Linked DNA regions of Homo sapiens: region 2 is linked to region 1. Evidence: read pairs that join two places in POLR2A ChIA-PET (ENCODE). Cell type or tissue: CD4-positive, alpha-beta T cell. All regions are shown on one strand. Each heading gives the region's core, and the rest is flanking DNA. Links, peaks and the distances in the headings are about the cores only. Region 1 overlaps LINC00649 (long intergenic non-protein coding RNA 649). Region 2 overlaps LOC105372790 (a long non-coding RNA gene).

Region 1 (2,917 bases), core at 160-2,659:
CAATTAAAAAATGGGCAAAAGACCTGAACAGACACCTCACCAAAGAAGATATATGGATACCAAATAAGCATATGAAAAGATGTTCAACATCATTTATTGTTAGGGAATTGCAAATAAAAATGACAAAAGATACAACTACATACCTATTACAAGGGCCAAAATCCAAACACTGACAGCACCAAATGCTGACGAGAAAGTGGAACAACAAGAACTCTCATTCTTTGCTGCTGAGAATGCAAAATGATACAGACACTTTGGAAGACACTTTGGCAGTTTCTTACAAAACTAACATACTCTTACCACATGATCCAGCAATTATACTCCTTGATATTTACCCAAATGAGCTGAAAACATATCCACACAGAAACCTACACAGGATTTTATAACTGCTTTATTCATAGTTGTCAAAACTTGGAAGCAACCAAGATGTCCTCCAGTAGGCGAATGGAAAAACACACTGTGGTACATCCAGACAGTGGAATATTATTCAGTACTAAAAGGAAATGAGCTGTCAAGCCATGAAAAGACATGGAGGAAATTTAAATGCGATTATGAAGTGAAAGAAACCAATCTGAAAAGGCTACGTATGATTCCAACTATATGATATTTTGAAAAAGGCAAAACGGTGGAGATAGTGGTTGACAGGGGTTGGAGGGAGGGCAGGATCAACAGGCAGAGCACGGAGGATTTGTAGGGACGTCAAACTGTTCTTTATGGTTCTGTAATGGTGGATCCATATCATGATACATTTGTCCAAACCAAAGAGTATACAACACCGAGAATGAACTCCAATGTAAACTACAGACATTGGGTGATAATGATGTATCAGTGTAGGTTCACTGATTGTGACAAAGATCATCCTCTGGTGGGGGACGTCCATAGTGGGGGAGGTGGTGCATGTCTGGGTGCAGTGGGCATATGGGAAGTGTACTTTCTGCTCAATTTTGCTGTGAACCTAAAACTGCTCTAATAATTCAAGTTCATTAATTCAAAAAGAACCCCTGAATTGTTTTAACAGGGATATTTGAATATTGAGTACTGACCAGATATTTACTGATATTAAGAAATTGTTGGCCAGGTGTGGTGGCTCACACCTGTAATCCCAGCACTTTGGGAGGCCAAGGCAGGTGGATCACCTGAGGTCAGGAGTTTGAGACCAGCCTGGCCAACAGGGTGAAACCCTGTCTCTACTAAAAATAACAAAAATTAGCTGGGCATTTTGGTGCATGCCTGTAGTCCCAGCTATTTGGGAGGCTAAGGCAGGAGAACTGCTCGAACCCAGGAGGTGGAGGTTGCAGTGAGCCAAGATCATGCCATTGCACTCCAGCCTGGGCAACAGAGCGAGACTCCATGTCAAAAAAATAGAAAAAAAAAAAAAAAAAAGAAATTGTTGGGGTTTTTTTTCAGGTGTGATACTGGTATTGTGGTTATGTTTTTAAAAAGTCTTTATGTTTTTAGCTGGGTGCGGTGGCTCAGGACTGTAATTCCAGCTACATGAGAGGATTGCCTGAGGCCAGGAGTTTGAGACCAGCCTGAACAACATAGTGAGTACCTGTCTCTAAAAAAAAAAAAAAAAAAAAAAAAAAAGTCTTTATATTTTAGAGTTATATACTGTAATATGTATGAATGAAATGCTATGAGGTTTTAGATTTGTTTCAAAACACTCCAATGTGTGTGTGTTGGGAGGAAGTAGATAAAACAGGGCTGGTGATAGGATGATAATTGTTGAAGCTAGCTGATGAGCACATAGAGCTTGATTACACTATTACTTCAAGTTTGTACATGTTTGGACATTTCCATAATGTAAAAACACAATTACATGCTTCAAGTCTCAATCCCTAGGTCTCTTACACTCTGGGAATGGATTTAATAAATTTAGCAAATGCACCTGAGGTTAATAATGGATTTATACATTGCTGTGGCTACAGAACATTTACATTTTGACACAGGTCTTCAATATCTTAATCTAAATAAGCAAATATTGTGGAAATTTCAGACATTACCCCAATCTGACAGGGCAAATATTTTTATTAGTTCTAACTTTCCCCTTCCCTAATTTACTTATGTATAGAATTGGTCCTCATCCCTGACTGTGGGGAGACTTTTGATAGTTATTACCTTTTCTTTCTTTCTCTTTCTTTCTTTCTTTCTTTCCTTTCTTTCTTTCTTTCTTTCTTTTTCTTTCTTTCTTTCTTTCTTTCCTTCCTTCCTTCCTTCCTTCCTTTCTCTCTCTCTCTCTCTCTCTCTCTTTCTTTCTTCTTTTTTGAGACAGAGTTTCACTCTGTCACCCAGGCTGGAGTGCAGTGGCGCCATCTCAGCTCACTGCAACCTCCCCCTGCTGGGTTCAAACAATTCTCCTGCCTCAGCCTCCCGAGTAGCTGGGATTACAGGTGATGCCTGGCGAATTTTTGTATCTGTAGTAGAGACGGAGTTTCACCCTGTTGGTCAGGCTGGTCTCGAATTCCTGACCTCAGGTGATTTGCCCGCCTCGGCCTCCCAAAGTGCTGGGATTATAGGAGTGAGCCACCACCTCCGGCCAACTATTACCTTTTCTAAGAATGCTTTATGACATCATGGCATTTCAAATTGTGTAACATTCAGAACGTTTTCTGTTGTATCCTTTCCTAGGTCTTCATTACTTTCCTGGGACTTGACAGGGCATATTGAATCTATCCTGTAATGCATGGGAATAAATAAGGATTCCAAAACGTGAATTGGATTTAGTTAATTTTTGTTTCTCCATGTCTCCATACACACAGGCAGCATGAGTGAGCATCTAGTATGTATTGGATATGTGCTGGGTTGATACCATAAAGAGATTTATAAAATGGTGCCGACTTTGAGGGGTTCACACTCTGGGGGAAAGACTGTGCTGTCTAAGTGAATAAATTTGGAGATTGAGGGCTTCATGGAGAGG
Region 2 (2,917 bases), core at 141-2,640, 77 kb after region 1:
CTAGGTAACTTGCTCAAGAGAACACAACTAGGAAATGACTCAATTCAGGTTTGAACCCAGCACTGTGTAATTCCAAGGTATTCTCCTAACCACACTCCGTGTCTCCCAGTTGTTGATGAAACGTATACTTCCAAATACTTCATTCCACAATCATCAGGAATGATGGTTCAGCTTAATGCTTTAAAATTAACCTCTGGCTGAGAAGAAGTTAATTCAGTTTGGTTTAGTTCTTGCTTTTATTCAGATTTATCTTATCCATGTATTTTGGTTAGTAACCATTGAGGCAAAGGGATATTGCTCTGAAAAGCCACTCCTAACTTAAAACATTTTGCTTTTATTAGAATGTCAAAAAGGTTTTTGGTAAAAGACACTTCTAAAAAAAATCAGTGGAGAATGGTAATGGTGCCATTTCCCATTCTGTAATTTATTTTAATGACTGTCTTCTCTCATCTGTGTCGAGAGTGTCCTAAGGCAATTTTATGGGTTTTTTTAATTAAAAATTTTGCTCACTTTTCAGAAACCAAAAGAGAAAACTATCACAGAAAATGTTTTTCTCTTCTGTTTGTTCTGTGTTTCAAGTACTATGTTTCTATCATGATTAAAGTCATTTTTTTTTTGTCAAAGAAGTCCAGCTGTTTGAACCATCTGAACCGGAAGAGTGGAAAGGAATTGAGGTGTTTCTCCCTCCTTCTAGAAAGTTAAGGGTAGCAGAATTTGAACACCACAAGCCTCAGAGAGAAGTGACAGAGGTGAGGACAGATGACCTAATTGGTTATTCCTAGTTATTAGAATTAGGCGGCTTATCTCTTTTTTCCTAAATGTTTATACCTATGGGAGAATTTTCCAGCTTCCTGGGAACACAATTTTTTTTCTTTCTCGAGAGAGATAAGTGTGTTTACTCTCTGCAGTATCTATTCAACTGCAAGGAAGTATTGCAGGGCAGAAGCAAGCTCTTCAATACAAAGCAGCTCATTTCAAAGCATCCAGGCTTACTTTTGTTGTCTGTGCCTATTCATCCTATAAACTGCTCTTCATCAAAATAGTTAACTCTCCCCTGTTCTGCCCCCATCCACTCTTGAGAATGAGGGGATGGCAGGAAACCATCAATACAAAAATCTATGTGGCAACAACAACCATTTGGCCTGTTGAGAGGTGCTTATGCAGAAAGAAACACAAGAAAACAAAGAGGAAGTGTGTGAACTTCTGACCCTCTTTGCCACATGCCATTTGGTGGGTGGGTGGCATGAGCAAGCATCCTGCAGTGGGTGTTTTTATGGGACCAAGTGACAAAGAGCCAAACAGGGTGAGAACTCATGAGTAGCAAGTGGAAAACTACCAAGAGCTGTCCCATCACTCCTGCAACAAACTTCACCTCGCTCAAGGGAGGGTAGCTGAGGCTCCCTTCTCCAAATCCTGCAAGACACAGGCACTCTGATGGGGCCAGCTCTTCACTGCATGGGAGGGCTTTTGTTGAACAGTGAGTTTCTGTGCCCCGCTCCCTTTTTGGCCCCTTTTGCCCAAGTGGAGTGACACTTTATCAATTGGGGGGGCAGGCAACGAATAGAGGATATTAATGATTGCTAACGGACCCCCATCTGCTGTTCCGCCTGCAGCTTTTATGAAACCCACATTTTAAAATTAACACATGGAAAAGACAGTCTTAGCTCAAAAGTGTCAGCTAGGAAAGGAATTCAATTGATCCCCACTCTGTAGTTGTCTGAGTGGATCTGCTAAATGTGGACTTGCAGGAGGGCAAGAATTGTTCTGAAAACTGATATGAGAACACAGGCCAGCCTGTGCAGTGGCTACATCAAGGAATTCCAGAAGGTTTTACCTTTGGATTTAAATGTTGGCTTTAGCATTTGGTGGAAGTTTTCTGGGGAGATGAGAATATGATAACTCAGGGAGGAACAGTAAAAATTGGCTGAGGACGGCTAATGCCCTGGGGTTAGTGGTTTGCGTTTTCTTAGAACATGCAGGAAGGCAGGGGGCTTTTCTAGAAAGCACTCTGGGTCTGAAGATGTGAGAGCTGTGATTGAGCTGGGTTTAGCCTTTATTGTGACACTCTGGGCAAGAAACTTAACTTTTCTGAGTGTCTGTTAAAAGGTGACAATAAGACCCACATCTCTCAAACGAGACAGTGGGTGAGAAAGTGATTTGTAACACAGGACATTACAATAAATACTACATAAATTTTTTGTATAATAAAACTTGTAAATAATGTAGGCTGTCAATGCATCCGTTTGTTCAAGGAACATATATCTACAAGGAGCTGTTGATATACAATAAATAACAGACTCAGTCTCTGTCCTCACAAAGTTTACAGTTGACACTCACACGCAAACACAAAAGTCCTTTAAAGTGCGGTAAGTGCTATGATGGGTAAATAAAGGCTTCATAGAAGTTTATAAAGATGACGCCTACCCTGGTCTTGGGAAATTTCCAGGAGGCTTCCAGGAGGGAGTAATGTTCAAGCCAGGCTTAAATGCCATCTCCTCGGTGAGGACTCTCATGTACTGCTTAGTTAAAAACTTAACCCCTTACCCTCCTGTTTTATTTTTCTTTAAAGCACTAGCGCTATCTGATGCACTCCCTGTATTCACTTGCTGATAGTTTGTGTCTGTCTCTCTTAACCAAAGTGGAAGCTCATGAAGTGAGATATTTTTCTGTTTTGTTTTCTACCGCATCCTCTGCGCCTAGGATAGGTTATGACACATAGCAGGCACTCAAGATATGTTTGTGGAATAAATGAATATAAAATGTAAGTGTGATTTGGGCAGCCAGGAGAGCTGGAAATAATATTCCAGGAGCAGAAAACCATAAGCAAAGACCAGGAGGCCAAGTGTAGGTGGCTTGGTTTGGCTGGAGTATTAACATGTGAGGGTGGAATATGGAGAGATCAGACTGGGGAAGTAGG

Evidence for each region. ChIA-PET counts read pairs that join two places held together with the same protein. Peaks named below come from ENCODE experiments on the same cell type or tissue, not always from the same donor. Only the 100,000 strongest peaks of a DNase experiment are listed, where the experiment ranks them.
Region 2: POLR2A ChIA-PET joins it to region 1 with 5 read pairs; 16 of 35 experiments call an interaction of 5 or more read pairs at or near these places.

What each region holds. Positions count from the first base shown.
Region 1 is chr21:33,944,352-33,947,268 of GRCh38, forward strand. It overlaps LINC00649 (long intergenic non-protein coding RNA 649), which reads left to right. Exons shown (of 3, transcript NR_038883.2): 2 at 1,459-1,544. Among named protein-coding and RNA genes, the nearest start is that of LINC00649, 15 kb to the left of the region's middle. In CD4-positive, alpha-beta T cell, for the core only: no CTCF peak of the experiment used is centred there; a DNase peak (open chromatin) is centred at 1,700; H3K27ac peaks cover 140 bases.
Region 2 is chr21:34,021,861-34,024,777 of GRCh38, forward strand. All of the region lies in intron 2 of LOC105372790 (a long non-coding RNA gene), which reads left to right. Among named protein-coding and RNA genes, the nearest start is that of MRPS6, 50 kb to the right of the region's middle. In CD4-positive, alpha-beta T cell, for the core only: no CTCF peak of the experiment used is centred there; a DNase peak (open chromatin) is centred at 1,231.